2 separate regions of the Homo sapiens genome follow, and region 2 is linked to region 1. Evidence: chromatin loops called from intact Hi-C (ENCODE). Cell type or tissue: MCF 10A. All regions are shown on one strand. Each heading gives the region's core, and the rest is flanking DNA. Links, peaks and the distances in the headings are about the cores only. Region 1 holds the start of CREB5 (cAMP responsive element binding protein 5). Region 2 has its middle 110 kb from the start of JAZF1.

Region 1 (16,692 bases), core at 4,359-12,358:
ACAAGTGAGTTTTATTATACTTCTTCTTTTAAGTTTTAGAACTAAAGTAATAGTTGATATTCAACCCATAGAATCATCCTTCAGGGGCATACACATCTAGGTTTGAATGCGGAAAACTGTTTTATTGTTTTTTTTTAATTTTTAGGTTTCTTTTTCAAGAACTTTCTTATTAAAACTTAAATACTTATTGAAGTGATTCATGAAACCTCACAGAAAGGGGAATTCATGCTTGACACATTACTTAACATGCTCCATAGCTTCCCCACTGTAGTTCATATGCTTCTGAACATATTTTACCTGGGAAATAATAGTCTTATTCACACACACACACACACACACACACACACACACATCCTTCCACATAAAATGCTATAAGTCCCAGGAAACTGACAAAAGCAACATTAAAATTTTGTGCAAAATCTAAACTCCATTTCTGAATTCCATCTATGAAAATACAACATTGGTTCTATTTAACTAAGTGCAAAGTTTTCTCTCTGTTTAATATGCATAATAAACATCATCCTTACCATTATCTGTAGAATAAAAGCAGCAACGTGTTGCTTCCTGCAGTCACCAAATCAAGTTTTTTCTTCCTTTCTTTCTAGTAACTTCTGTTTCACCAGCAAGATTAGGAAGAAAATAAGTCTTGAGTATTTGCCTCAGTATTTCAGACCAGAAGATAGTGAAACTAGCTTTTAGTAAAAAGAACAGGTCTGGTATTTTACAATTACTTCTGCAACCCAGAGGTACCTCCTAGACTCTGGTACCTCCCTCGTTCTCTAAGTTTCTTTTAGTAATGAGACTAATTTTTCCAGTAGTCTTGAACTCCCTAGATTTAACTGACATGGAAAATGTGACTAAAAATTTGTGGAACTGTCTAGCCTCCAACCCTACACAGAATCAACTTTGTTGTAAATGTTGAAGAACACCTCGCAAGCAGCTACATGCTCAGTTTATACTCCTGCGCTACGCAGCAGAGAACACCAAATAACAGTGCGCCATCTAGTTAGCAAGCTGCAATCTCCATGCTAGAAGGGGGGACACTTTCAAACCCTGGGAGTTAAGAACTTGTCAGGGTTCAGCTGCTCTAAAGGTCCAATTGTTTGTTTAAATAAAAAAAAATATCGCTACTGAGATAATCCACATCTAGTGGATATGGGAAAATTTAGGTTATAATGGCACTACAAACTTTTACATCTAACTTTGATTTACAAGATAAAAGCAAGTTTTAAATTAAAAGGGCTTTCTGTTAATAGAGCTTATTATTCTGAAGACGGGAATGATTTTCTTCGAAAGTTGTCCCTGGGTGCATGCCTATTATCTTTGCTTTTCCCCTTCCACTAATGAGCATTTATCTAAAGAGCCTGTTAATCCTCTGATGTGTGCTTCTGGTCAGAGGTAACAGTTTGAATAAAACCACTAATCACTGATCACTAAATCACTGATCATTAATCACACTTTCCAGTGCCCATGACTGGGCCATTTTTTTTCCTTTAAGTCTATGCATCACAAACAAGAAGTTCAACATTTTCGATGCACATATATTGTGTGGAGGTTACACTATTTCATCTCTAGATGTGAATAAATACTAAATCCTGCCACAGACTTGGGGAAGGATGTCAATTAGACCCCAGACAGGAGTTTCACAAATGCCTACCCTACAGCATGGCTTTCGCTTTGAAGAAAGTAGATCTAATTATAAGAAAACATGTGTTCTTCAAGAAATTCCCACATATTTGCAATATAAACTTTTCTTTATTTAGTTTTCACCAACTCCAAATCAGGGACCACTCCAATCCCCTCTCTCCCTCTATCCAAAACTCTGTTAATACTTTTTTAAATTTAATTTCTGCTGCACACCTCCCTCACGCCCCCACCCCCCCACCCCCCACACCGAGGGTTCTTTTTACTTTGATCCCTTGCAACAAGTCATACACAGGGTCTTTATTTCAACTGCCAGATACGGAGGTTCTGACTCAGTTCAATGACTTACGTATTCGACTTCCTCTTTCAACATAGAAACTTAAGGTTAAGAGCTAGAAACTAACGCACGCAGCAATTTATTGTATGGAAGTTTAGGTTCAACGACTCACATTCCCTCACTTTGGAAATGAAACGTTTAGTCTTGATCCTTTCAGCTAAACCTGATTTTGTCAGCATCCCTCTTCTGCTAAAGGGCAGGCACTACGTAAAGTGAAATACTTTGTTTGCAGTGGGTGTATTGCTTTCCTAAGTCACCACCACGAGGACAGAGTATTATCATAACGCTTGCAAACATTTCCTGATTTGCCTTTTCTATCAGGACTAAGCATTTTCGCCCTAGAGGAGAAGGCTTACTGGTGCCTTTCTTAAATAATACAAAAGGGCGGATTGCGCGCTGATCAGGTACAGTGGTCCCCTCAGACCCCAGAAGCTTTTACCCACACTCCAGGGACCGTGCTCGCCCCAGGGAAAGCTGTAAAAAGGCGGGGGCGGGGCTAGAGTGATAACGGTGTAGACGGGGGAGTGGTGGAGAGGGAGGGGCTGGGAAGAGAGGGCAATAAAGATGCCCAGGGAGCCGGCGATTGCACGAGTGTGTTGTGGGGAGGGTAGGGGGATGCAAAGCAGAGTTGCTTTGTCAGCATTCTAAGCTCCTGAACCCTTGAGGAGCTCAAGCCGTTAATCAAACACTTACTGGCCTGCAGAATGACGTAATGGACCTGTATCCAGTCTTTATTCCTTGACACATGTCAGAGAAGGAGGGAAAAATAAAAATCAAACACATTCTGCAGACTGACAACGAAATATACAAGTAGCCCGCTCCAGTCCCCGGCCTTGAGCAAGCATCAAGTGGGGGCGGCACCGGTCCAGGGAAAGTTGGGGATGGGGGTGAGAGTGTGGACAAGGTCTAGGGCTTTATCTACCAGACGCCCCTTAAAAATAAATCTATGGCAAAGAAGAAGCGGGATGCAGCTGCTGAGAGAAAACATCTCCTTGGTTCCTTCCTTCGCATCTTGCCCCTCTAAGAACTTCGTGAAAAGTTCAAGTGATTCTGCCGAGAATCTGCCGCAGGGGGAGACTCCGCCGCCAGGTCTTGGGAATTGCCTGGGCGCCGCCAAAGCTCGAGCCGGAGCTGTCATTTGGGGCAGCGGCCGGGAAGAGGTAACGATGCCAGCAAGAAAGCAGCGGAGGCAGGAGGCGGCCGGAGGAGTGGACTGGAGCGGACGGAGCCTCGCCGCTCTCCAGCCCGGAGCGCCTGGAGCGAAAGCCAAGCGCCCTCCGAGGGCGACCTCCCCTCCCCGGGCGCGCGCCCACCCGCTGCAGCCGGCAGCCCGGCGGGAGAGGTGGCAGCTGCAGCTCCGCACCGGGGAGAGCGAGCCCCCTGCGCGCGCGCCCACCCGCCCCCTAGGTGACCCGGCGTCCTCGCCGCGCCCGCTGGAAGTTTGCAAACTTTCTCCGGGGGTTCCGCCGCCACGCTGGGAAGCTGGGGACGCGGGGGGAGGTTCCTGGCTCGCCGTCTCCGCTGCCGCTTGACCGCACTTCTGGAGGGCTCCGCACCTTGCCAGGTCTCTGGAGGCAAACACACACCCCCGATTCATAACTGGTCCCCGCGTCAGGGGACTCGCGCGCTCCCACACACGCACGCACGCCGGGCGGACTCGGCGCCGGCTCCACGTTAGCATCCCTCCAGGCGCGCGGCGCGGCGGCCACCGAGCGCTCCGGCACTCACGCGGCGCGGGGTCTCTAGGGTGGCCTCAGGACACAGCCGAATTCCACAGTCTACCAGCACTCGGGGCCGGACTTCCCTCTGGTCCGCCAAAATGTTTACAAACACAGATCACCCTCCAGAAAAAAATGCATCGCATCTTCCCTACTCCTTGCCCTGTGACCTGCCCACTGGACCAAGTAACCTCGCGGCTGCTGCCGAGAACCAACCCCTGCAAACAAGTACACTCCCGAGATGGCTCCTGCGGCAAGTGCAACAAAAGTGGCTAAATGCAAAAGCCCCAGAAGTGGCCGAGCCGTATTTTTAGGAACTTACCAAACAAGTGTGGAGAAGGCAAGAGCGGAGCCCGGGTGAAGGGACCACGTTGGACTGAGCAAAGATTACAATACATTCTATTTAGAGTGCATTACATCACCCCCCCGGTGACGTCACGTGGGATTCCTGAACTTCTAAATCATTGCGGTCCGCTGGGGAGGGACGGAGCGAGGGGCGGGGCCGGCGCGTCGAGGGGGCAGGCCCCGCCCCGGTCCCGCCCCGACCCCGCCCCGCCCGCGCGGACCCTGGTGCACCCGCCCGGGAGCGGCAGCGGCGGGGGCGACTGCGCAAGCAACAGCTTGCAGAGCCCAGCGCCGTGTGACACGGCTCCCTGACATTAGTGGTGTGAGTCAGCTTGGAAACAATCCTTATGGTTTCAGACAAGACCACGGAGGAGGCGCGGGCGTGGGCTCTTCTGCGGGGAGGGCCTGATGGGGTTTGAAAGGTGTAGGGATGGGGGTAGGGGAGAGGTGGGGAGGGGGATGCTGAAGGATGTGGGAAAAGACTTTGCAAACAGAAATGCAGGACGCTCCTCCCTCCCCCACCGGAGGATGTCCAGCTCCTTTTTGCTTGCGACAGTCATGACCTCATTTCAGTGCTCCCTGCATCCTGGCTTTTCAGAGCACTCACTTGTCACCCCTTCTTCACCGCCCCCTCATCTCACCTCCTCCAGGAGAATAACTTCCTTATGGTGCACACTCTCATGAAATACACAGCCCCACCCTTCGCGGGACCCCTGCTTCATGCGTCTGAGAAGCTGTAGGGAGAGTTGCTCCTAAGGCGAAAGGTGAATCACAGCTAGAGCCAAGTGATGAGCCTGATTTAGACACGGCGTCAGAGCCGAAAGGGCCCTTGGCTGTCACTTCCAGAGCCTCTTCGGTAACTGGCCCAAGCTCACGGGCTGGGGAGCGGCAGAGCCAGGGCCAGACTGCAGGATCCGGGCGCCTGGTCTGCAGCGAGAGGAGCCTGGCGTCTCCAGTATCCGGCCGTCACCATCACTGTCACCATCCCCCTGCTGAATTTCCTTTCAGAAGTTCTCCCTTTGAGTAGGATTCAAAGAGAAGGCATAGGCTAAATCCAGCCCGATTCTAGACGACCAATGCCAACCTCGCAGCCCCTCACACCTTACAAAGCGCTTGCGACCACGTGATTTCCCTTGTTTCTCACACCAACCCGGGTACCAGAAGTAGGACAGGTATTATAATTATTCCCATTCTACAGGTGAGCTAAGGCAGACACCAGAAGGTTGGGGGCTGGCCTGAGATCACTTGATGAGCAAGGGGTGGCACTGGGCCCAACTCAATCCCTGTTTTCAAGCCCAGATCCCAACTGGGCTCCTTCATAGAGCCAGGGGTAAGCATTCCCTTCTTGTGGGTTATTGGTGGTTGGAACCTCTGCTAAGAACACATTGGCTGGGAGATGGAGCTTTGCTTAGAAACAGTTTAGCCCTCGTTAATAAACAATAATCATTTCTGACATTTATGTAACATCTGACATTTATATAGTACCTCTCATCCCAATGCATCACAACCATGACGGTGCAGTTTGCCAGAGAATCATGACTGGACTGGCTAGAAACTGTAATACATTGCCTGGATTGTCACATACTTCTGAGCTGGTTTTGACATACTAAATGGAAGAGCTTAGCATGTTGTTTCTGTTTTTAAGTGTTTAAGTGGCCCCTTGCCCTTTAGTGTTCCTTGAAACCACAGGGACTGATGACTGTTTGATCCTCACAGCCTTATTCAGAGTTCATCACTGAGTTTTCTACTTATTGTAGAAATAAAATCATTGCAATTTCATGCAAAAGGTTTCTAGCTGTCATATTACAGACTGAGATTTTTACATATTCCAGATCTCACACACACACACAAATCATTTCTAAATGTAAACTGAAGAAAAGAAGAGGTATTTATTAGTGTAGATTCTAGTGTCAGCCTGCCTGAATTCAAATTTTAGCTCTGCTACTTGACGCCTGGTTCTCAGTTGCCTCAACTATGAATGAGGATGGTGATGATAACTACAGCGACTCGAGTTAAGAATTTTATTACTTGAGTTAAGAATTGTGCTTGGGGCCGGGCACGGTGGTTCACACCTGTAATCCCAGCACTTTGGGAGGCCGAGGCAGGTGGATCACCTGAGGTCAGGAGTTCGAGACCAGCCTGACCAACATGGTGAAACGCCCGTCTCTACTGAAAATACAAAAATTAGCTGGGTGTGGTGGTGGGTGCCTGTAATCTCAGCTACTCGAGAGGCTGAGGCAGGAGAATCGCTTGAATCTGGGAGGCGGAGGTTGCAGTGAGCTGAGATCACACCATTGCACTCCAACCTGGGTGACAAGAGCGAAACTCTGTCTCAAAAAAAATAAAAGGAAAAAAGAAAAAAAAGAATTGTGTTTGGCACAGGGCAAGTACTATGGAAGCACTCACTCTCTTTTTATTAATAAAGGTATTTTGGCTAATGCTGTGATAGGTGGGCATTTGGTGATTTTTTTTTTTTTACAAACTTAACTAAATAAATGAAAAGGGAACCTTTACCCCATAATTCCCCCAGCCCCACATTGCCTTCTGCATGTGTCATCTGGACCAAGCAGCCCTCTCATCTGTCAAATGCGCTGGCAGAGCCCCTGTGTTTGTGGACTCACATTTCTGCCTCATGCTCACTCAGTCTCTCCCAGGATTTCTCAGAGCCAGAGTTTCATGGAGGCTGCAGTTGCTGAGAGCAGCTATGCAAGAGCATCTCTAAGGGTGCCTCCACTGGCGGTGGCCATGGCCTGGGGCATTTGCCCCCTGGGGTGCCAGCACCACCACTAGGAATGCCCTCTCACCCACCAGGACTCCATCCATTGTGGCCTGTCAGACGTGTGGAGACAGGGGCGCTTACACCAGAACCAAGGTAAACTGGCTGGGGTACCACCCACCCAAGATTCTCCCGATGCTCATCCCATTTCCCTCCACAGAACAGGAGTATAGGCTGGACACAGCCAACCCCCGAGGTACCATTGGCGGTGGCAGAGAGGTTGGACCTATGCAGAGCTGACTGGCACCTGCAGTGACCAATGAGAATAGATGAGACCCCTGGGAGACCTTTAGTTGCTGGATCCTGGGCAGTGGAAGGGAGAGGACTAGGCAGCTGGGCCAGTGGGGAAGCACTAGGTATTTACCAACTCCCATGGAAGAATTTTAGTATTTTAAGACATTTACAGCCTTACTAGTGCTTAATCAGGCCTGAATAAAACCATCCCAAGAGGCCTCAGATGGGAAGAAATTCTTTAGCTCTGTACTTTGGGTTCAGTCATTTCTCCAACATTCGGCAAACATTAGCAGATCTGCCCAGTGCTGAAGTCAGAAAACAAAAAATGGTCTCTTTCTTCCCAGCTCCTAGGCTCCCAAAGAACTTCTCAAACTTAGTGGAGTAAGCAAAAAACACCCAGGCAACTTATTAAAGTCAGTTTCTTGAGTCAGACGTCCCCAGGGATTTTAGTTCCAAGGTTTGGCATTGGGTCCAGGATTCTGCATTTGTGATTCTGATGCAAGCGTCTGGGGAACTCCCCACCTACCACCACCACACACACATCCTTTGAGTGACTCTAGTTTAATGAATTCATAGATGGGCAGGGATCCAGGAGGAAGCTGATGACGGAGAAGAAAAGAGGTCAGCCTGAGACACTCAAAAATATGACCCAAAGTTCATATGCTTGAGATCAAGGCCAGGCGCAGTGGCTCACACCTGTAACCACAGCTCTTTGGGAGGCTGAGACGGGAGGATAACTTGAGCCTGGGAGTTCGAGACCAGCTTGGGCAACATAGACAGCCTGAGCGTCTCTACAAAAAGTTTTTAAAAATTAGCCAGGCATGGTGGTGTGCACCTGTGGTCTCAGCTACTCAGGAGGCTGAGATGGAAGGATTGTTTGAACCCAGGAGGATCAAGGCTGCGATGAGCAGTGACTGCGCCACAGCACTCCAGCATGGATGATAGAGTGAGACCCTGTTTCAAAAAAAGGAAAAGAGACCAATCCTCTAGCAGCTTCCCAAAAAGATGAACATATCCCTAGAGAAGGCTTCTCCTCATCCCTTCTGCCCACATCACTCAGAGTGACCTTTTCCCACTTCCAAAATTTTATTTTAGGCTTTTCTTAACTAAATTAACAGTGATGGGGAAAGGGATGCTGCTGAAGCCCATTTTGTGGTTAAACATCTAGCTATCGTCCCATTGGGAAGTTTCCATCCCTTCTAAAATGGGTCTTCACCAGGTTTCTTCATTACCTTATTTGAAGGGATAAAGATTTCCAAATAAATGAAACTGCAAAATGCATCCAAAACTGTGAAAACCACAACACTGTTAACTAACATTTACCAAGCATTTGCTCTGTGCCAACCCTTGAGCTAAGGGATTTATGTGCATTTTCTCTGTTAATCTTCACAACTCTGTGAGGCAGCTGGAACCTTACTCTTAGAAAGGCTGAGTAACTTACCCAGAATTGCACAGCTGGGGCATGGCAGAGATGAGAAAAGAACCCACATTGCTGTTGCCTGTCCCAGTGCCTGCCTGAAGGCACCCCATACTTTGGTAGTCCTGAGCACAAGTTGGTTTGAGGATGCAAGAATCAGGAAAGTTGAGAACAAGCCAGAGATTGGCAGTGAGTAGGAAAAGCCACCAGCCTCCATGCAAACTCTGTGCCTGGTTAATCAAAAGCCATTCCAGACAGACAGGACTGGCTTCATGGCCTGTGATACCTGGTCACACAGGGCCTCATCTCATGCTCAGAATGGTCCCATATTTGGTTTAAGGCTCACTGTCACCATCTTGAAATTCTTAATAATTTTATCTTTGAACTTATGCTTTATAAAAGAAGCCTGGTGGAGCATGTGCATGAGGAGGTTGGTGATCACGGCATGTCTGCTGTTTCTTGCTCATGATGCCTCAGGAGCACCAAATTCCAGTGGACCCAAGGTGCATGGAAATCCAGCAAGACTCAAATCAAATACAAGGTAAATTCATGATCTCTCTGACTGAGTGGGATGGGAGAGGAGAGGTGAGGCTGACAGCCCTGAGAGGTCACGCTTTCCTTTCAAACCAGAACTTTCTTGGGATGCAAAAAAAACCAATGGCATCCCAAGAAACATAAACAACCAAGAACCCTATCTTACCTGCATTAGGCCCCTGTGTTAGGCAACCACATACACTGAAAATGATGACATAGAAGGCAAGAGAAAGATAGGGCGGCCCATAGTTCTTTTTCTTTTCCATCTTTCCTCATCACAAGTAAACAGAAAGCAGAGAGTTGGCAGAACGTGTGCACATCAAGAAGTGAAATAAAGGTGGTTGAGCTTGTTTTGTACAGTGTATCCACGTTCTGGTAAGAACAAAATACATATGTATGTACGGGCCATGACATACAAATTATGGGATTTGAGTGATTTCACATACAAGTTAAGTGATCTTATATTTACATTTAAAACTAGCAGTGCAGGATGTAAAGATGAACAGTAAAATTAATGCTAATAATGTAACATTTTAATTTTTTGCTATTTAAAGTGACATTAAATAGCAAATAAAACATACCATGACAAGTCAAGAGACTGACTTTGCAAGAGAGAAAAAACTTTCTATTTATTATCTTCGGTGGCACTTTTCCCTTGCCTTTTAAACAAGAGGCCCTGCATTTTCAGTTAGCACTGGATTCAAAAATTATGTGTCAGGTGCTGCCCACAGACATATGATTGACAGGATCCACCAGACCCCCAGCTCCATGCTCACATGCTGAGAGGAAAGGCAGCAGACAGCAAGAGATTTGACAGCCGTAGCCTTGTCACTTACTAGGTGTGTGATCAGGGCCAATTTTTTTTTACCTCTCTGAAGTTCAGATTCTTCATCTACAAAATGGAGATAATATCAGCATCTATCTCCTAGGATACTGCAAGGATTCAGTGAGTTAATATATGTAACATGCTTAAAACAATGTCTGACACTAGTAGTTACTGAAAAAATAGTCTTAGATATTATTATGCCCTGTAAGGTTTTGGGGAGAATTTAATAAAATAATTCATGTCAAGTGCTTAGCCCTGTGCCTGGCATTTAGAATGTGCTCAATAAATATTAGTTACATAAAATTGCATATAAGATGTAATATTGAAGTTCTGTGGGTTAGATGGAGGAATCAATCCAACTGGCCCTGAGTCCAGTTTTTGAGTCTTAGCATAAGCCAGCTGTATTTGAAGGAGATGGTACCTTTAGGTTAACAAATCTGCACTGAGTCTGTGGGCAACAGAGCAATTTTATACAAGCTGATGTTCTAGTTGAAGCCATCACACTTTACCCTTCCAGTCTTGACATACAAATGCATTTTTACACCAGTGGTTGTATAATTATTAACCCTAGTATGATTTAGTTTTCAGAATCACATCTTGAAATCCTAACAGGTGTAACTCAAAAATGCCATGCTCTTGGATTGGAGGTGCAGGTGCGTATCAACTTTGAAATGTTGTTTAACAAGAGACAACTAGACTGTAAAAATTTTCTCCCATGCTGTAGATTGCCTATACACTCTGATGGTAGTTTCTTTTGCTGTGCAGAAGCTCTTTAGTTTAATTAGATCGCATTTGTCAATTTTGGCTTTTGTTGCCATTGCTTTTGGTGTTTTAGTCATGAAGTCCTTGCCCATGCCTATGTCCTGAATGGTATTGCCTAGGTTTTCTTCTAGGGTTTTTATGGTTTTAGGCCTAACATTTAAGTCTTTAATCCATCTTGAATTAATTTTTGTATGAGGTGTAAGGAAAGGATCCAGTTTCAGCTTTCTACATATGGCCAGCCAGTTTTCCCAGCACCATTTATTAAATAAGGAATCCTTTCCCCATTGCTTGTTTTTGTCAGGTTTGTCAAAGATCAGATGGTTGTAGATGTGTGGTATTATTTCTGAGGGCTCTGTTCTGTTCCATTTGTCTATATCTCTGTTTTGGCACCAGTACCATGCTGTTTTGGTTACTGTAGCCTTGTAGTATACAGCTTGAAGTCAGGTAGCGTGATGCCTCCAGCTTTGTTCCTTTGGCTTAAGATTGTCTTGGCAATGCGGGCTCTTTTTTGGTTCCACATGAACTTTCAAGTAGAGGGTTAATATCCAGAATCTACAAAGAACGTAAACAAATTTACAAGAAAAAAATCAAAGAACCCCATCAAAAAGTGGGTGAAGGATATGAACACACACTACTCAAAAGAAGACATTTATGCAGCCAACAGACACATTAAAAAATGCTCATCATCACTGGCCATCAGAGAAATGCAAATCAAAACCACAATGAGATACCATCTCACACCAGTTGGAATGGTGATCATTAAAAAGTCAGGAAACAACAGGTGCTGGAGAGGATGTGGAGAAATAGGAACACTTTTACACTGTTGGTGGGACTGTAAACTAGTTCAACCATTGTGGAAGACAGTGTGGTGATTCCTCAGGGATCTAGAACTAGAAATACCATTTGACCCAGCCATCCCATTACTGGGTATATACCAAAAGGATTATAAATCATGCTGCTATAAAGACACAAGCACATGTATGTTTATTGTGGCACTATTCACAATAGCAAAGACTTGGAACCAACCCAAATGTCCATCAATGATAGACTGGATTAACAAAATGTGGCACTATACACCATGGAATACTATGCAGCCATAAAAAAGGATGAGTTCATGTCCTTTGTAGGAACATGGATGAAGCTGGAAACCATCATTCTCAGCAAACTATCGCAAGGACAGAAAACCAAACACCGCATGTTCTCACTCATAGGTGGGAATTGAACAATGAGAACACTTGGACACAGGATGGGGAACATCACACACCGGGGCCTGTCGTGGTTGGGGAAAGGGGAGAGGGATAGCATTAGGAGATATACCTAATGTAAATGACGAGTTAATGGGTGCAGCACACCAACATGGCGCATGTATACATATGTAACAAACCTGTACGTTGCGTACCTGTACCCTAGAACTTACATTATAAAAAAATAAAAAATTAAAAAAATTAATTAATTAAAAAAAAAATAACAATAGACAGCTAGATCACCTGGTTTAAGCTTGGGGAACCTCATCTGGAAGACCATTGGCTGCTAATGGCTTGACCTGGTTCTATAGGGAATTATTGTATTCACTACTCTATAAAATTTAATGTTTTCTCTTGAACCTGGCTGAAAATCAAAAGCTTCACCTATCTCAAAGAGTATTAGCATGTTAACATCCCTATAAAAGTTGCTCTTATCTTAATGTGTTTTTCTTTCTTTGAAAGCGACTCGATTAAAGGAAAAACTACTTAGTCTTTATTTTTTCTGCTTTGAGATTAAGTGAAAGAGATTGACACCTGCTCTGAATAATGACCCAGAATAATAGTGCCGTGTCAGCACACTCCAAAAATTTTAGTCATTTCCTTAAGATCAATGGTAAGTGGAAAGTAATGGTTTAACAATAATTAGGAATGTTTTATATACAGGGAAGTTTCATTTAGACTAAAACATTATTGATATCCCATAAATTAATATTGAGCATCATCTCACATGAACTGATATTTCACATAGCACTTCTTTTTGTATCATCATTAACCACATATTTAACTCATGTACTGCCGATGGGGAAGGTTATTCTCATCTCTTTAGGGGCATTTATAAGTACCTTTTTAAAATGATTCTTGAGAATTTCAGTAGCTTTTAAACCTAATTGATCAGCGATTCCTCCTCGTTCTTACATGACACAGAATATTTAAAATCTGGGAAGTTACTCTGAACTTCATTTGAATCTTGAATATTACCCACTGTGGATATCAGAAAATATAAAGCTTCCCTACCTGGCTCTCCTCCCCCTTCCTGGTTTTAAAATATTCTGCCTATAGCTTTCATAACAATGCCCTTACTTGACACTTAAAGAGACTGCAGTATAAACAGTACACTGGGACATTGTGCTGTTTAGCAAAAGCATCTATTTTCAGGACTGCTGTGGCTATTTAATGCTATGTCAAAGTCTGAAGGGAAGGAAAGAACACTATTATTTGTGAGCACCCACTCTGGGTCAAGCCTGTTATATCTTCCATCATGTTTAATCCTGACAACTCTGGGTGAAAGGTATGATTACTACTATTTTATTAATGAGAGAACTGAAGCTCAGTGAGGCTAAGTAATTTGAATAAGGTCACGCAGGTAATAAGTAAGGAAGTTGAGTTTCAAACCTAGTCCTGACTCCAGAATCCCCATTGTCCATCATGCTCTGCTGTGTTTTTATTTCAAGACACTTTGTCTCTCCTTTCACCCTCCTGCTTAACATTATTTAGCTTTATTGAGCAAGCTACCCACAAAACGTGTGTGTGTGTGTGTGTGTATCTGTTTCAGACAGAGTTTCGCTCTTGCCACCCAGGCAGGAGTGCAATGGCACTATCTCGGCTAACTGCAACCTCCACCTCCTGGGTTCAAGGGATTCTCCTGCCTCAGCCTCCCGAGTACCTGGGATTACAGGCACCTGCCACCACGCCCAGCTAATTTTTGTATTTTTTTTAGTGGAGACAGGGTTTCACCATGTTGGTCAGGCTGGTCTCGAACTCCTGACCTCAATTGATCAACCCACCTCGCCTCCCAAAGTGCTGGGATTACAGGCGTGAGCCACCACGCCCAGCTGTACTTTTTAATTTTATGTTTAGTAGAGACAAGGTCTTGCTATGTTGCCCAGGCTGATCTCAAACTCCTGGGCTCAAGCAATCCTCCTACTCAGCCTCCAAAAGTGCTGGGATTATAGGTGTGAGACACTATGACAGGCCAAATTTCTGTATATGGTAAGAGGTAGGGGTCCAGTTTCATTCTTCTGCATATGGTTAGCCAGTTTTCCCAGCACTATTTATTGAATAGGATATTCTTTCTCCATTGTTTATTTTTGTCAACTTTGTCAGAGATTAGTTGGTTGTAGGTGTATGGCTTTATTTCAGGGTCTCTATTCTGCTCCATTGCTCTATGTGTCTTTTTTTTTTTTTTTTTTACCAGAATGATGCTGTTTTGTAATATAGTTTGAAGTCAGGTAATGTGATGTTTCTGGCTTTGTTCTTTTTGCTTAGGATTGCCTTGGCTGTTGACTGAAGCCATTTTCCTATCACTTATTTTGTAGATTTTTTTTTTTCCAATTTGTCTTTTTACTTTTAGCTTTGTCTATGCTGTCTTTTGCCATATAGAACTTTTAAATTTCGATATAGTCAACTTTTTGTTATGATGTCAATACTTGGGTTCATGATTCTAGAAAGGCCTTCCCCACTCTTATATCAGCTCTCTGTTACATCTTACCTGGCCCCTTCAATTTTTCCCGTGCTCTTAGTTTAGCAACTGCAAAATGGTAACATAATGATAGGTATGTATAATAGAACATCAGACGGGAAGAAAAAATATTAGACCAGGTGCGGTGGCTCATGCTTGTAATCCCAGCATTTTGGGAGGCCAAGGCAGGAGAATTGCTTGAGCCCAGGAGTTTGAGACCAGCCTGGGCAACATAGTGAGACCCTGTCTCTACAACAAAATTTTTTAAAAATTAGCCAGGTGTGGTAGTGCATGCCTGTGGTCCCAGCTGCTCGGGAGGCTGAGGTGGGAGGATCGCTTGAGCCTCAGAGGCCAAGGCTGTAGTGAGCCATGATCCTGCCACTGCATTCCAGCCTGGGCAACAGAGCAAAACCCTGTCTCAAAAATAATAATAATAATATTAATTGTCTGATCTTACCAAATAATATAGTTGCATAAATTTACTTTAATTTCAAGAGAAGACTTTTCAACATCTGGGCATAATATACAGTTTAGAAAGACACTAAGTCCAGCATGCGATTTGCTATAAAGCAATATATATTCTCCCTATTAGCTATGGAAATAGCAGTATAGGAAGCTGAATGATTTTTAAACTTGAAGCCCCTGATGATTCCATTGATATGGGATAGCAAAGGTTCATATTTGTAAACTGATTCATCAGCTTAGCACAACATCCTGGCCTTCTTGCTTAGTTGTTAGAACTACCCGCAGGCTAGTAAGTGATGCTAAGTTAGCAGTGCTAAGGCTGACTTGCACCCTGATGTCTACCTTTGCCACAAAGCCTCCATTATTCTGGAACTATTCTATGGCTGCTATTCCTTCACCATGGAGCGCTCTACTCATGAGGCCCGACACAAAAAGCAAACACTAAAACCTGGAATTAAGTCAAATACACAATGAAGGAGAAAATGGTGGTACCATTAAAGGTGGTAGAGCCTGGTACTTAAACCTGGGGCTTTAATCTCAGGTTTCATGAGTTCAAATCCCAGATCCAAGAGGAAGGGGAAATGAGGAGTTACTGTTTAATGGCGACAAAGTTTCTCTTTGGGAATATGAAAATATTCTGGAATTAGATAACAGCAATGGTTATCTAACATTATAAATGTACTTAGTATCACTGAATTGTACATTTTTAAATGGTTAAAATGGTAAATTTTGTTATATATATTTTACATAATAAAAAATGATGAAAAAAAAGAATCCCGGTTCTACCTGTTACTAGCTCCATAGGCAAAAGTTAATACACCTCCCTCTCTATGCTGCAGTGCACTGATCTGCAGAATAGAAGAGATGACAATGATACTGGCTTCATAGGGTTGTCATGATTAAATGAGACACATGGGACAGGCTTTCAGTGGTTCATAGTCATCACGTTTAGGTGTTGTGATGGTTTAGGAGTACGGATCCTGTTTTTAAACTCTCTTGCATCTGTGGTATAGTCCTCCATTTGTCAGATTTCATGTACAAACCACCAATTTCAGTTTTGCTTATAAGACAGATTTTTATCTGTTTGATATCTTATGTGAGACTTTAATTACTCTTAAAAGATGCCAATGATTCTAGCCCAAATAAACTGACTGAGGGGCAGCTGTGGCCTGCTTGAGTCTCCTAGATGCAAATTCTCAATACCCCCACAATCTGGAGGGAGAGGGAGATGCTGTCTACTCCAGAGGCTGGCTCTAACCCAAGAGGGCCAAACAGATGGGATCCTTACGTCTCCTTATCTTTTCATGTCCGACCCACCCTATCCCAAGTTTTGTTTCCCCAAATAGATCCTTCTGGAATACAGCTGCCATCACTCATTTCATTGTCAAGGGGTGAATGGCTGCCTTCTGTAGAGGAATACCACTCTGTAAATCAGCCACCAGGCACTGTTTATCCCAATGATGGATGTCACACATCCTCACATATGGGACCTAAACCAAAGCTCTGGACTTCTTTTTTTTCAATCCATGTGTTGGAGTTTTTTTCCTCTGTATTTTCAACTCATTACACTGCGCCTTTAAAATAAATTCTTCCTGAGAAATCAGTTTCCACATATCATTTAACCGTCTAATGCTAGGCATTGTTATGAACAAAAACACTCCTCAAGAAAATATCTACATAGCCTTATGGCATCTAAGATGTATTATAAAGCAATCTTGCTTTATAAAAAGAGACTCAGGTTTGTTTCTTCCTTTTATACTGAAAGCCTAGTGAAATGAATAAGGGATAAATAATCCAGTGTATAAGGAGGAAGAGAAGGTAAAGGGAGATGAAGGCAGAAAGACATAAGACAAGACAGGGCCAGAGAAGAATTCAGAACTTATGGCTTTATTTTTGCAATGTTACTGGGTATTTCTGAACTTGCCAGAATAA
Region 2 (16,692 bases), core at 2,629-10,628, 110 kb after region 1:
TTGATTTATTGTTATAGTATTTCTTAATGTTTTATTGCTTTTATCTTGTAAAATGAAATGTAATCATATGTTACTTTGTTTTTCTATTGGGTCTTAGTTAACTGTGCCAACATTTAAGTGAGGGCCCAAATTTTCAACTGGCCTCAAAAATTATGCCTATGAATTGGGGCAGTCCAGAACCAATCGCACTTACCCAAATAAATAAGGTTCATCGTAGTCTGCTTACTAAACATATATTGTACAAACATTTGGAATTAGATAAGCTATAACTAATTCTTTTTTTTTTTTTTTTGAGATGGAGTTTTGCTCTTGTTGCCCAGGCTGGAGTGCAATGGCACAATCTTGGCTCACCGCAACCTCTGCCTCCCAGGTTCAAGCGATTCTCCTGCCAGCACCTCCCAAGCTACAACTAATTCCAAGATTAGGACTAGCAATATAGACCTATGCTCTGAATTTTCTTAAAAATATTGGTGAGGGGTGATGGGAGAGCAACCCTATATTCCGCCATCATTCTGTGAACAGCATTGCTTTTCTTTCAAGTTTGATTTTTATAGTAATTTAATCACCATAATTGGTGGGCAAACAAGAGGTGATTTATGTAATTCTTGTGGGTCCAAAGCCAAACAGATGTGGTTTTCTGTTCTCCTAAAGTAATTTTCCACATTGGTCTTTAAAGGTGGTGTTTTAGTGGTTGTTTTCCATGCTGGAGAGAGGGCTGGCTCTCCATGGAAGGTGAAAGCGGGCGTGCACAAGCTCCTGAGCAGGACGTTCATGGCCTTGCCTGCCTCTTTTGGCCCCAGCACATCACACCCTAAATCCTCCTTTCTGGGACTTTGGAAGAGGCATGAAAACTTTTTGGCTTTCAGCTTCCCCACATACAAAATGAAGGGATTGGATTCAAAATCTAATATCTCCTCCAGCTCTAAATCCTATGAATTCATCATATTAAAATCCTGCAATTTAGATAATTATGTTCCATGTAGTTTGATTTCCAAACAGTAAACATGACAAAAACACATTAAAGTCCATTGTCAATTTCAGCTTTAACATGTGTGAATCATTTGAACTAAGGCAGATTTTTAACATGTAATATTCACTAGAGAATTGCATAAATGTTTGTTTGGAAATTAATTTGACATGGGTATGTCTTCTCAGTAGAAACCAAAAATCAGTCCAAAAAAACCCTCAAATTATTAATGAAATACTTAATGTGATGCAGCTATTTATTTGGTGCTTTAAAATTAGAGAATTAATATTTTAATGTGATATATAGGGATACTGAAATTTCACATTTTGTTATTTTTAGCTTAAATAATATACCACATTTATTATGAAAGAAATTAACTTTTCTGATGACACATAGGCCACTCAAATATTCTCTGAGTTTATCTATTTTAACGAATTTCAATTTCCAACCCAATTGCTTATTATTTTCTGAAGTAGCTTCCATTTAAAACACCCTCTCCAGATATCAAAGCTCTGACTTCACTCAGTCACTTTTCCTATTTGGCAAACCTCCAGAGAATTTGTCTCAAGGTGAAATTTTTTAAGAATAGACATCAAATCCAAAGAAATTCTTTTTAAACAATTGTTTCTGTCACATTAGTAACCCCGGGAACTCAGTCACATGAATATGCCTTGTGCATCCTCCTCCTCTGAGCTAAACAAAACAAACCTGTAAACAACAGAACAAACATTTGGAATCAGACAAGCTACAATTAATTCTAAGATTAGGACTGGCAATACAGACAACAGAAATTCATAGCCAGGCTGTGTCTTCCAGAGATGAGAATGCTTTCTCTTTTTCTAGAATATAGAGTCCCTTTAGACAATAAGGATCTTATTAAAATGCAGATCCTTATTCAGTATATCCGGGGTTGGACCTGAGTCATAATTTCTAACTCACTGCTCAAAGTTCCAGAGCTTACAACATCAGCACCTCAGAGTTTGTTAGAATTGCAGACTTTCAGACTTTCGGGCCAAGCCCAGGCCTACCTTGGCAGACTCTGCATGTATAATAACAAGATCCCCAGGTGATCTGTATGAACATTTGTGTTTGAGTAGCACTCGTCTACCTCAGTTTAGGAATTATTTCCCAATGGGTTTTGGTCAACACTAAAGTTTGCTCCCACACACACTAGTCTAGAGTGAGTGGATTCTTCCCCTCATGTACTTGAAACGCATGAAAATCCCTGCCAGACAGGTTGACCACAATCCAAGGACAGCTGAAATAACTGGTTCTCTGACGTCACACCAACCTGAACAGTTCCTAATCAAAAAGTAAGCTTGAGCAACTTTTCTGTTAGAGCGGTGGTTCTCAAATCTGTCTACATATTAGAGTCACCTTTAAAAAGAGCCTTTAAAAAGATCAAAATGTAGATCCTACTGTGAACCAATTAAATCACAGTCTCTAGAGCAGTGGTTCTTAAATTTCTAAATATCTGAATCACTGAAGGAGTTGTTAACACACAGATTGGTGGACCCCAAACCCAGTCTCTGAGTCAGGGGTCTGGACCAGGGCCTGAGAATCTGCATTTATGACAAGTTCCAAGGTTTTGTGTGTCTGTGGACCATACTTTGACAACCACTATTCAGGAGTTGGCCCTGAAGAGTAGTATTTTTAAAAAAATGCCCTTCGTGAGAGTTTAATGTGCAGCCAAGTTTGATAACCACTGTCCTACAGAAAGATGAGTCTATAAAAAAATCATATTAGTTCCCTAACTCCGTGTGAAATGTGTTTCATCACATTAAATCACACACACTAATGCTCAACCAGTTTCGGCACAGACTATCCATGGTTTCAAAACGTTTTGGCAACAGGAAATGTTCACTGGGATTTTTGTTTAAATGTGTATTTTTTTTACTGCTAGTATGAAAACTCCTCAAAAGCATGGGCTGTTTTGAATGCACCTTTGTCCCCACAGGTACTACGCACAGGGGCATGGCACATAGACATGTTCAATAACTGTAGAATTGAATCTGTTTATTGTCCACCCAACACCAGCCACCTGGAGATGGACATACGCTCTGTTGAGAAAAGGACAAAATTGCCTGAAATTTTCATTTTTCACCAAGCTGCCTTGACGGCATATAAATGTAATCAAAACTCCTGAATGTTGACACAAATATTAGACAAGCAAATTATCTTCTCACAGCCCATTCAGTCAGTGTGTAAATGTGATATTCTCAATGGGAGCCAAAACTTGAGAACTAGCACCATATGAGGAAGGTGAGAAGCCTAGTTCAAGCAATCCTTGCACGGGTAATGGAGGGTCACAGTTTGACAAGGTGAGCATCCCTCCCTGTATGAGTGAAATGAAACACCTAAGGTAGTAATAAATAAATAAATAAATAAATAAATAAATAAATAAATAAATAAATAAAGCTAAAAAGCAGTATAAATAACAAAACGGAAAACAGGATGAAAAGGGCAACACATTACACAAAAATGGATCCGGAGAAATTAGGACTGACTGAATAATTACATTTAATTATCAAAATCTTAGTGGTATAGATTGATTCTTACAATACGCAACATGTAGATTCAATTTCAAGACCATGTTGATGTCCATCAAACACATTATCCAATGTGTATATTAGTTTGCCCTGGCTCCTAAACTTTGGTAACACAACATTGCAGCATTGCAAAATATATCTATCTAACATAGGGTAAATGTTAAATAAATGTTTGTTGGGTCACATTGCACAATCAATGCTAGTGAATAACACTTCCTAAGGTTTTCAGGTAGCATGAGCAAAAAACATCCAGTATTTGTCTATTCTTTTGAGGACAATAACAAAAGAATATCAGTAGCCTTGCCTAGAGCTTTCTGCAATGAGGGAAATGTTCCATATCTGTATTGTACAATATGGTAGCTAGTAGCCACATGTTGAGCAACTGAAATGTGGCTAGTATGACTGAGGGTCTGAATTTTTAATTTATTCAATCTTAATTAATTTTAATTTAAATAGCTACACATGGCTGTTGCCTACCTTACTGGACCTCCAGAAACAGGGACGAATGCCAGAGCATAAATGCTTTAGGCAGTTTCTGTCATTCTCATAACCGTGTCCAAAATCTGCCTCTTGCTCCACTCCTTGGATTCATCAGATCAAAAATAAGACAAACTTAAAAAATACTCCAGTTAATTTCCTATAGAATAACAACACAGAGGCTTCCAATGTGAAATCCACACTCTTTGAAAGGCCACAGACTCCCTCACTTTTATAAACAGTCCCAAAGTAAAAGCAATCACAATGGCCGGCAGCTTTAGTATTTATAAATCCCAGTCCTTCGGACAGAGGGAGAGGCCCTTTTAAAGCCCAGACCTCTTTAGAGACTTCCAATTGTGCCACCCAGTGGCAATACGGTTGGTTGAATTTCTGACTCCAGCAAAATCCTCTCTGGCCAAGGAAGAATCCTGCACCGTCAGGATGATAAGCAGTAAGCAGTCAGGTAAGACAGTGACGATGATGGGATGGGGGACCTAACCTGTCCATTCACACTGTGACTTTGTCACATGTATTTCCATCTTCAGTCAATCCATGCTTTGTCTTATAGCCTTTCTCAGAAGGAATATAAAACACCAGTGATCATCATCTTGGTGGGTTATTAATTGTGTTTAAGATTCCAGAAGATTGTCTCTGAATTCCTTCAGCCGGATGCATTTACATTTACATTACAAGAAATGTATCTCCCACTCATCAAATTTTATATGAAGGTGCCGGATGAGTCTTTGCCTTTGATTAAGAATTTTTTTAAATAGAACATTTAGTGAGCCAGAAACATTTGGTAACATCATTTTCTGAGGATTTAAAAACACTTCAACATAAAATCAAACGCAGATGTATAATTTGAGAGTTCATGAATCATTAGTTATGTACATTTATAATTACGCTAAACCTAAATATTTGAAAAGCCACATTAGTTTCTGGCTATTGCAGCTAATTCTCGGGTAAAGAATTTGAATGGCATTCTAGTATTGCATTTTACCTAGACTACACTGTTACAGAATTGTGTGTAGGATTAGTTGATTTTTTTTCAATTTAGAATTTCCACTCATGGGAAAAATACTCAATATGAAATATAGCTAAGCTTCTTATAGATGTAGGTTCCAAGAAACAAATGTCTAAGGAACAGAAAGTTATATAGAAACTGAAAATAGAGGAACAACACACACTGGGGCCTGTAGGAAGGTGGGTGGGGAGGAGGGAGAGCATCAGGAAGAATTGCTAATAGATGCTGGGCTTAATACCTAGGTGATGGGATGATCTGTGTGGCAAACCACCATGGCACTCGTTTACCTATGTAACAAACCTGCACATCCTGCACATGTACCCCTGAAATTTAAATAAAATTCGGAAATAAAAAAAAAGGAACTGAAAATAACCAGTTCCATACAGCATTCACTGTGATTTTAAAGTAAGCAGATGGCGCACCTCCGGCTTCCACAACTCAAGAGGCCCCAAGACTGTACTAAGTTTGGCAGAGAATCTTGCTGGAGCTCAAGATCTAACAAAATGTAACTCCAGGGGACATTTTAAAGTGATAGGAGCTGCAAATCTTCCCTGGCACAAATGCAGAGAGAGCAAGCTTAAACCTAAGAAAATGACATGAACACAACATTGGCCCACTTAGCAAGCGTTGATACTTTTGTTGGCAGTCCTAGCAGAAAGACAAAGACTGAACAAACACAATTACCCAGATTGGCACTAGGTAAGTAGTGCAAAGACCTTTGTTACTTCTTGAATTTTTTTTTATTTTTTTATTTTATTTTATTTTTTTGAGACAGGGTCTGTTTCTGTCACCAAGACTGGACTGCAGTGATGTGGTATAGTCCCAGCCTCCAAATCCTGGGTTCAAGTGATCCTCCTGCCTCAGCCTCCAGAGTAGCTGGGACTAGAGGCCCACACCATCAGGTCTGGCTATTTCCTGAGGATCTTGAAGTCCTTCTCAGAAGGGCTCCGCTCCAGTTTCTCCATTGTCATCCCCAGAGCCTGTTCTCAGCACACAATGGGAACCTAGCACATTTGTTTTTTGACAGTAAATCAGTCCTTCATTGACTCTACCACTTACTGTCTGTGTGTCCTTGGGCAGGCCACTTTCTGGAGGCTTATCTCCAGAGAAGTCTATGAATCCAAAGAAGGTACAAACAGTCACCAGAAGTATTTTGGATCTTGGGACAACCCTTGGATAAGTAGAAGAGGGAGATTTTACCAGACATGAGGCTACGTGCCAATTCTGAGTTTAGGTGAAGAAGCATATACTATAAGAAACAAGATTTGAGGTGGAGGATTCAGCTAGGAAGTCTTCCCTGAGGCCCCCAGGCGCCCCCTACTGTGCACCTTGAACATGCTTCTTTCATAGCCCTTATCTTACAGCACAGCAATTGCTTGTTTACTCCTCTGTCTCCACCAAACAAAAGTCTTATCTCAGCCATATTTTTATTCCCCACATCTAATTTAGTCACTGGCCCATAGAAGGTGACCAACAAATGCTCGTGAAATATGTTAATATGATTCAAAACACTGTCATCTAATTTCTCAAATAGCAACATCATTTGAAAAGCTCACAGTCTCTCCTTAGGATGTATTTTTTATTCAAAATAGAAATAATTTATCAACAGGATAAAACATTCAGAATTTTGTGACTAAGTAGAAATATAGCTGGAATATTCTGGCAATGGTGTAGCTGAGTCAGAGAAAAATACTGTAGCTATTAAGGAGAGACTCAGGAGAAAAATAGAAGACATAGCACAAAAGGAAGGAAGGAGAGAAAAAAGGGAGAGAAGAAGGGAGGGTGAGAAAGAGAGAAGGGAAGAAGGAAGGAAAGAAGGAAGAGAAAACAAAAGAAAAACAAAACAATCTCATTTATGGGCTTCAATTTTTTAAAATCCTGAATATAGTATTAGTAAAAAGAACCCAACAGCATTTTAAAATAATTAAACCATAACCTGGTTGAGGTTATTTTGTGAAATGCCAAGAAAGACTCAATATTAGGTGATCTGTTGATTTAATTCATCATATAGTTGCAGCAAAAGAGAAAATTCATGATCCTTTTTATAGATGCTGAAAAGATATTTGTTAGAACTCAATATCCCCACTTTTTGTTGTTATAAAATATATATAATACAAAACTTACCACTTTAACCATTTTAGGTGTACAGTTCAGTGGCATTAAGCACACTGACAGTGTTGTGGAACCCACACAACAATCACAAAAATCATTCATCTTCCCAAACAGAAACTCCATACCCATTAACATTAACTTCCAATCCTCCCATTCCGCAGCCTGTCTCTACATCTCTATGAATTTGATTACTCCAGGTACTTCTGGAAAGTGAAATCATACAATATTTTCTTTTTGTGACTGGTTTATTTCACTTAGCATGTCTTCAAGGCTCATCCATGTTATAGTATGTGTCAGACTTCCCATTTTTTAAGACGAAATAATATTCCCTTGTGTGGATATACATTTTGTTTATTCATTCATTCGTTGATCAATACTTGGGTTGCCTTCACCTTTTGGCTATTGAAATAATGGTGCTATGAACATGGGTGCACAAATAGTTGTTCAAGTCTTTATAAGCCTTAAATATTTTGGGTATGTACCCAGAATTGGAATGGCTGGATCATAGGGTAATTCTACTTTTAATTTTTAGGGGAACTGCCATACACGAAGACATGAAACATGACACAATGTTCAAGTATACTTGAGAGATATAAGTTAAAATGACACTAACCATTCCATCTACATCAAATCATCCTCCATCCATGCATCCACCTCTTTATTTATCCAGTAAACATACGTTGCATGCCTACTGTGTGTTGTTTGTGACTTCTGTATGAGACTCTGGAGGGAAGAGTTCTGGACTAGAAGACAGTAGACCTGGATTCTATCTAGATCCAGCCCCTGATCTGCCTTCTCCCAACACTGCGAAAGCATTAAGATACAATTTTCCACTTTCAGATTAGCAAAAGTCAAAAAAGGCTGTCATACTTTTTTTTTTTTTTTTTTTGAGACAGAGTCTCGCTCTGTTGCCCAGGCTGGAGTGCAGTGGCACAATCTCGGCTCATTCCAACCTCCACCTCCCAGGTTCAAGCAATTCTTCCATCTCAGCCTCCCAAGTAGCCGCGACTACAGGTGCCTGCCACCACACCTGGCTAATTTTTGTATTTTTAGTACAGACGGGGTTTCATCTTGTTGGTCAGGTTGGTCTCGAACTCCTAACCTCAGGTGATCCACCCACCTCAGCCTCCCAAAATGCTGGGATTTTAGGCATGAGCCACTGCACCCAACCATGGCTGACATACCTTTAACATGCTATGTTATTACATGCTATGTTAGGGTGGATATGAAGAAATAGGCATTCTCATACCTTGTTGGTGGAAAAATAAATTAATACAGCCCCTGTGGAGGGCAACCTGTCAGTGTTTATCAAAATTGAAAATGTATGAATATATCCAGAATTGGAATTGCTGGATCATATGATAGTTCCATTTGTAATTTTTAGGGAAACTGCCACCCATGAAGACATGAAACATGACACAATGTTCAAGTATACTTTTTTTCTTGAAATGGAGTCTCACTCTGTTGCCTAGGCTGGAGTGCAGTGGCGTGATCTCGGCTCACTGCAACCTCCACCTCCCGGGTTCAAGCAATTCTCCTGCCTCAGCCTCCCAAGTAGCTGGGATTACAGTGCATGCCATCGCGCCCAACTAATTTTTGTATTTTTAGTAGAAATGGGGTTTCACTATTTTGGCCAGGCTGATCTCGAACTCCTGACCTCAAGTGACCTGCCTACCTTGGCTTCCCAACATGCTGGGATTACAGGCATGAACACGGCACCCGGCCTCAAGTATACTTTTGATAAGAGAGATGTAAATTAAAATGACACTAAATCATCTACATCAAGTCAGCCTCCATTCATCCATGCATTCATCTTTCCATTTATCCGCTAAATACATGTTGCATACCTTTTGACTCAGTGATCTCAATTCTAGTAATTTATTCCCCTGTCGCTATGCTAGTGTATAAGAAAGGTGACATTTATGCAAAGTTATCCATTGCACTTTGCTTGTAAAAATCAAGGCAGGAAACAAATCCAACCATAGAGAACAAGTTAAATAAATCATGGTACATCTATGCAATGGAATACTAGGGGATCATTAAAAAGAACAGGAACATTTCTCTTTGTGCTGCTATAAAAGAATCTCCAATAAATATTATTATTTGGAAAGCACATGTATATAGTATGTCACTATTCATATTAAAATAAAATAAAAAACAAATATTCTTTATGTTTTTGCTTGTTTATGCATTTCATATCTCTGGAAGGACATAAAAGAAAACTGGGGACCGTGGACACCTATGGGGACTGGAATGGCACCTGAGGGACTGGGATGGGATGGAGGATTTTTACTGTGTATCCTTTGTACTTTCCTAGTTTTTGTAACCTGTGACTATGTTACCTATCATTTTATTCATTGTTTTAAAAAGAGGTATCCATCCTGATACTGGCCTAAATTACCAAGAGAACTGGCATCCACATTCAATTGCTAAGACTACAGTTTTGGGTTAAATAAATTTTTCAAGTTGATTTTTTCCACACTGTTGTCAAGACAACCTTCCCTTTCTCCACAATATTGAGAGAATTAGGTGTCAACCTGGCATCTAGACAGAAATAGCTGCTTAATTCCAAACATGGATGGGTTAGGAAGGCCAGAAAGTTATTGTTCTTATAGATTCATGTAACACCTTGTAAATACTTTTTGCCCAGTGGGGGTTCAATAAATGTTGCTGACTCATCGGTCACAGGGAAGCAATATTAACTCAGAAGGACTAACTGAAGTCATTTAATCAGAAAATCAATTTCATTTTCCTTGTCATGGGGAAAATATTTCTGCTAAGTCAAGAAAAATGTAGAGTTAATTATTTTGTGTCAAGGAGTCAAATGGAAAGCCAGGAGTTAAAGTGTTGAGAACAAAACAGTTGCAAATCAATTTGCTTTGCATTACAGTTGGCAGTCTTGGGCACACTTAGCCACATATGGAAGACATGTTTACTATTTCAAGAATATAGTATCACTTTACAGTGCTTAGTATTCAAAGTCCCACATTGTATTGCTTTTTTGTAATTTTTGAGCAATTTCTGTGCCAACATTTGGCACAAGGGGTACTAGAACCCTACAATAATTGCAAACTTGCTTCCCTCCCTCTAAGCTTTACTTCTTGTGGCCCTAAGACCATGATTGTATCAGATATTAATCTAAAACCCAACCACCAAATGGATTTTATTGAAGCTGCTGTAATTCCACCACCAGAAAACATGACAAATAGCCAACCTGTCACTGAAGATTTATGTTTGGTTTTGAAACCCATTATCTTTCAGGAAATATTGCCTAGTATGATTCACTGAGTAGCAGCAGTTTCATATAGCCCAAGGTTTTTCGATATTGATTTCACGGCATCGTTATTGCAAATCAGAGTGTCTGTGCTTTGCTCGAATCACACGATTGAAACCAGTCAGCTTCAGGGATCATTAGCAAAAGTAAATGTACCCTGCAATACTAAGAATCTCAGACAGAGCTTCTACATGCTGGGAATAATGCCGCCTACATTTCCCCCTCTGTTGAAGGTAAATTCAAGAAGGGGAAATGTGTTGCTTTGACTAAATTGACGGAACAGCTGAATGCACGCTGCTTTTCACTGCTGGTAAATGAAATGGAACCACTTCAGATCTATGCAATATTGGAGCCTGAAGGGGCCTTAAAGATCCTCTAGTCCCAAACTCTCCCTTAACATAAACCAAGGCTCAAAGAGGTAAAGTGGCTTCATACCAATGCTCTGCCACTCCGCCATGTCTAACAGCCCTGCCCATAACCAATGTAGTGAGGGCATGGTGTGGAAAGGAGGCAACTCAAGGGACCATGAGCACAAATCACTCAGGGCCATGGTTCTGTCACGTCTCCCTTTCTGTTTCACTTGGGGGAATCCTCTTGATTAGTTAGGTGAGGGCATTAAACACTCTTGTAATGATGAAAAGCTCAGGGCCTTGCAATTTGGGGTGAGATGAGGGAAGTGAAGGCAGGGGACAGTGGTAGAGGGTGTTCAAAATTACCTTTACAGACCATTTCAGCAGACTGTTATTAATCAATATACTGCAGCCAAGGCACAAACTCTTACCATCGCCAAGTGGGTGTCCTAGCTGCCTGTTCCTTTCTCATTTAATTTTCTGAGTTTGGGAATCTAACTTTCTTTCTCTGTTCTCACTTTACTAAAACTTCTCTTCAGCATTAGACACAGCTCCTCCTTCTTAAAATACTTTCCCCTCTTTGTCCTTAACCCTACAATCTACTAGTTTTCCTTCTATCCCACAGGCAGTTCAATGTCAATCAGATTTTCTCTCTGTCCCTGACCTCTCATTTCCTCTCACCCACTTTCTCTACTTCATGGCTAATAGGTATCTCATACTTGACATGCGCAAAAAAGGACTCATCATTTATTTTCTGCCACCACATATTTTTCCCCCACCTCACCCTCTGAATGAAAACAATTCAGAGAACCGTAGTCTAAGCCCCCAAGTGTGTCTCATTCCTGAACAAATGGGAGAGGAGGAGTATGCAGAAGTCACCAGCTGCCTGGCCCCCACTGGGGTGAAAGCTTTGATTCCTCGGGGAGTCAGCATTGGCCTTCAAAGGCAAATCACAGTCTGCAATGTCAACTATTTGCTGAATGTGGCACGTTTGTAATGCAAACTCAGTCTGGCCTGATTTGGGTCAAGAAATAGCTCCAGTTCATGAAAGCATGAGACCTCCCAGCACTAAGTCAAGGAGCAAATCAGCTATTTCTTAGTTAATGAAAAATTCCTTCCCAAAAAGCAATAGGTGAGTAGAGTCATTATTGATGTGGAAAGCCAGGGGGATGGGGTAGCAGAAGCAGATTGACAGAGGAAAAACCTCATTTAAAAAACACTATCCCAGCCTGGGCAACATAGGGCAAACTTGTCTCTACAAAAAAAAAAAAAAAAAAAAAACAATAAAAATTAGTCAGGCATGGTGGCACACACCTTTAGTCGTAGCTACTTGGGAGGCTGAGGTGGGAGGATCACTTGAGCCCAGGAGTTTGAGGCTGCAGTGAGCCATGACTGCACCACTGCACTCCAGCCTGGGCAACAGAGCAAGACCCTGTCTCTAAAAACAAACAAAAAAAAAGGAAGCAAAGAAACACTATTAATGAGAAGTGCTGCTTCATATTTTCCAGTGTTGTCTGCTGTAATTGGCAATAGGAGAAGTTCTGGGGCCTTACTGCAGAGGGCATTTTTAGAGCAAACTGGTATCTGGAGTCAACAGCCACATGGAAAGAAGAAATGAGGCTGGGGGAGGGAAGCTGGAGCTCATGATCATAGGTTTTCTTCTCACCTTAAGCACTATTTGATAATTTGAATTACAACACTTATTTTCCATCTTCCCTCTTATACTTGGAAATAAAGAGCCATGATCAAAACATATATAATCCAGGGTTTCTCAACCTCTACTCTATTACATTGTGCGGTGGATAGTTCTTTGTTGTGGGGGCTTGTATTAATCTATTCTTACATTGCTGTAAAGAACTACTTAAGACTGGGTAATTTATAAAGAAAATTGGTTTAATGGGCTCATGGTTACACAAGCTGTATAGGAAGCATGGCTGGGGAGGCCCCAGAAATCTTACAGTCATGGCAGAAGGCAAAGGGGAAGCTGGCAAGTCTTACATGGCTGGAGCAGGAGGAAGAGAGAGTGAAGGGGGATGTGCTACACACCTTTAAACAAACAGATCTCATGAGAACTCACTCACTATCACAGGAAGAGGAAGGGGAAATCTGCCCCCATGATCTAATCACCTTCCACCAGGTCCCCACCCCAACATTGGGAATTACAATCGACATGAGATTTGGGTGAGGATACAGAGCCAAACCATATCAGAGCTGTCCTGTGCATTGTAGAATGTTTAGCAGTATCCCTGGCCTCTACCCACTAGATGCCAGTAACACCCTCTCCCCACTGCCGCCCTATTTGTGACAACCAAAAATGTCTCCAGACTTTACCTAATGTCCCGTAGGTGCCAAAATTATCCCAAGCTGAGACCACTGGTCTTAGGTTATTGAAGTCTCAGAAGGTAATCCTAGAGAAGTATCTTAGGTCAGGTTCCCTATGTAAGGGGTTTACTGGGAGTAACACAAACAGTATCTATAGAAGGCAGGTTGGACAGAGAGTAACACTGAACAGAGATGCAGTTACAATAAAGGTTTCAACAGATCGCTCGAGGGGCTCTGGAGCCCTTCAGTGTTGTCCCAAATACAGGCAAGAAGTTGAGTTCTTCCCTCTCCACCAGCCCTCCCCTCCCCCCACCATTGGATGGGCATGACCTTGTCAAGGCTGCTCTCTTCCATTAGTGGGCCATTCCCAAGGACAAACCCAGCTATGAACATGCTCTTGGCAGTTGAGGGGATGAGCCCCTCAATCCTGAATGGGGGATCTGAAGAAAGTACCACAACATTAAATATTAGAAGAGAATAGCTTCAACTGCTTTGAGGCCATGGTCATAAAGATCGAGCTTGGCTGTCTTCAGAATAAACCCCGAGAAGGCCTCAATTTCACAGTCACAATTTTCTTTCATAATCCAATGCTGTAATGGCCCAAGAAAATTAGAAGAGCTACTTCTGACCTCAATTATTTTTGAAATGTATCTAATTTGACTGTGGTTTTCATAGATTCATAAGTTGGTTTTTATAGGTTAAAATGCAGCTAAAACCTGCATAAAGCTGCCTAAAGCCATGCCAAGCTCTTTTTCAAGAAGTGTTTAAAGGCCCCCTTGGAAATGATCCGTGGCTACTGATTTTTAATTTGTTTTGTGAAGGAATAAAGTTAAAAGACTCTTTTTGACTCTCTGAGCCAAAGTGAGTGTTCCACAGGTGATGGGATTGTTCCAAATCATTCCTGGAAAAATGCTTGCTGGGCTGGTCATAACAAACTGTAACTTGCCCCTGTCACTGTATGTAATTTAGACTCTTCCACTCAAAATGTGGTCTGCAAGCTGCAATTCCACAGCACCAAGTGGTTGGCTTTGCATTATCTCATTTAACTGTAAAAGGACAATCCTATGACCACGTAAGGCACTGTTATTCGTTCCATTTAACCAAAGAGAAAGCTGAGACTGAGAGCGTTTATGCAATTTACACAAAGACACCCGATTGGTAAATGGCTGGGTAGGGACCAGAATCCAAGTCTATCTGACTACAGAGCACCAGCTTTTGTTTCATGGTATAAATATTCTGAATCACAAAGTCACTAGTTTCCTTTATATGCAAATTTCTGGACCCTGGGACTCCTGAAGGAAGAATCATTACAAGCACTGATTTTTGTTCACCTGCCAGACATATATTCCTCAGCTGTTCCTTGAGATCGTGACAGACTATAGGAGCTATGGTTATGTTTACAAAACACTTTCCCTTATGTTTTCCCAATCCTTATTACAGCCATCTGAGGCAGGGAATAGTATCCTGATGTCTTAAGTGACAAGAAAAGGCCCAGGGAAGGACTTGGTCAATCAACAACTAAATGGTACAGACTTCATTCTGGCTTAGGCTTTTGTCCCTGACCTCTGTCTTCTCAGCACCACTGGCAGATGCTCCAAGGCCATAGTCCTGACAAGTCTGTATTCACTTCCAATGAGCCATGGAGCATTTCTCCCTTCAGGAAAGCCCTCTTCAAAATGGGTTCAATTTGGAGTTGGTCAGACCCACTCTTCATCACCAGCCTGGTTTTGGAGACATGATTATCACCTTGATCTGTCTGTTTCTATAGCACCTATAACTAAATAAATATCATATTGAAAAGATCAGGGTGTAGAAATGTTACATAGCATACATTGTGCAATGGAAAGAGAGCAAAGGGAAGTACTCTGTGTGATACCACACAGACCAGGTAATAGAGCAAGAAACAGAAAACAGGCCAAGCTGTTCTAGTGCCTTTAACCCACACTGCTTCAAGATGCAGGTAAATTAGAGCATTTGACTTTTACTTGTGGTTACAAATTATGAAGATTTTATGTATCATTTGAAATTCTTGGGATTGAGAAGGAGCAGGTTAACTCTTAACAACTGTGATACACACACAAAAGCTGTTTCAATAAATGAAAGAGAAAGAAAAATGATGGAGCTTCAATCCTCAAAGATGTGAATGCTATGCCTACAGGCAATCGGACAATGTAGGACAATACACACACACACACACACACACACACACACACACACACACACATGCACACATGCATGCACACACACACACGGCAAACATTTATTGGGCAATACTATGCCAGAGCATGTTACATATATCTTAGCTCATTTAATATGGTTTGGTGATACTATTTTCCCCATTCCACAGGTGAAGAAACTAAAGCCCAGAGAAAATAAGTAACTTGCCTATGGCCTTTCAGCTAGTAATTAGCAAAGCAAGGACTTCAATCCAGATCTAATGACTCTAGAATCTACACTCTTAATCACTGCCCTGTACAAAGACAATGTCTTTGCTATGGACAGGACCCACAGCACAGACCCATTTCATGGGCCTACAACTTATGCAGTCTCACAGGGCCCTGGGCTCAGAGGGAGCCACACTTGGATAAATGCTCTGCTGTTGCTGTCTCTAAAATTCTTGATAATTGGAAAAAGGGACACTGCATTTTTATTTTTTACTACACCTAGAATTTATGTAATCAGTCCTGGGTAGGGAATACTGAATTGCAAAATCATTAGGTTAGCTGTGTCTTTATTTTAAAAGAAAAAGGAGGAGGAGGAGATCAAAGTAAAGTAGAAAGAAACTAAATATTTAAACCAGAAAATCTGAGACATAATTACTATTATAAAAATTAGCGGAATCTGGGGCTAACAGTTAAGAAGATACATGAATAATGAAAGATTGAAGTTGATATGGTTTGACTCTGTGTACCCACCCAAATCTCATCTCCAATTGTAATCCCCACATCTCAAGGGAGGGACCTGGTGGGAGGTGATTGGGTCATGGAGCCAGTTTCCCCCATGCTGTTCTCATGATAGTGAGTGAGCTCTCACGAGATCTGATGGTTTTTAAAGTGTTTGGCAGCTCCTCCCTCATGCTGCCTGTCTCCTGCCACCATGTAGGATGTGCCTTGCTTCCCTTTCACCTTCCATCATGATTGTAAGTTTCCTGAGGCCTCCCCAGTCATGTGGAACTGTGAATCAATTAAACTTCTTTTCTTCATAAATTACCCAGTGACAGGTATTCTTTATAGCAATGTGAAAATTGACTAATACAGAAGTCAAAATGTGCAAAATTCAAATGTTTTCCTTTATTTAAATAGAAAGAAAATGATTAAATGAATCATGTGGAAAAAAAAAACAGGTGTTAATTCTTTTTGCATTCAACCACATCCCCAAAAAATGTTAATTGGAAAATTAAAAGTTGTAATTTCCTATAGAGTTAGCCTGGATTAGAATGCATTTTAGTGAAAACAGGAGCTTTATGCATTTCTTTTATTTATTCATTTTTTTAAGACAAGGTCTGGCTCGACTGCCTAGGCTGGAGTGCAGTGGCACGATCTCGGCTCTCTGCAACCTCTGCCTCCTGGGTTCCAGCCCTCCTCCCACTTCAGCCTCCCAAATAGCTGAAACTACAG

Evidence for each region. Peaks named below come from ENCODE experiments on the same cell type or tissue, not always from the same donor. Only the 100,000 strongest peaks of a DNase experiment are listed, where the experiment ranks them.
Region 2: a loop joins it to region 1, with 5 times the contacts of the local background. A loop is called at or near these places in 5 of 110 quality-filtered maps.

The regions. Positions count from the first base shown.
Region 1 is chr7:28,396,753-28,413,444 of GRCh38, reverse strand. CREB5 (cAMP responsive element binding protein 5) reads right to left here and starts at 927. Exons shown (of 11, transcript NM_182898.4): 1 at 528-927. The coding sequence starts at 530. RefSeq lists an enhancer at 841-930 and silencers at 4,203-4,272, 4,241-4,535. In MCF 10A, for the core only: no CTCF peak of the experiment used is centred there; a DNase peak (open chromatin) is centred at 7,564.
Region 2 is chr7:28,286,743-28,303,434 of GRCh38, reverse strand. It overlaps a transcript of CREB5 not described here. Among named protein-coding and RNA genes, the nearest start is that of JAZF1, 110 kb to the right of the region's middle. RefSeq lists enhancers at 9,728-10,693, 10,694-11,661, 11,662-12,629 and a silencer at 11,571-11,865. In MCF 10A, for the core only: CTCF peaks have their summits at 4,338 (motif pointing left) and 6,347 (motif pointing left); DNase peaks (open chromatin) are centred at 4,344 and 6,314.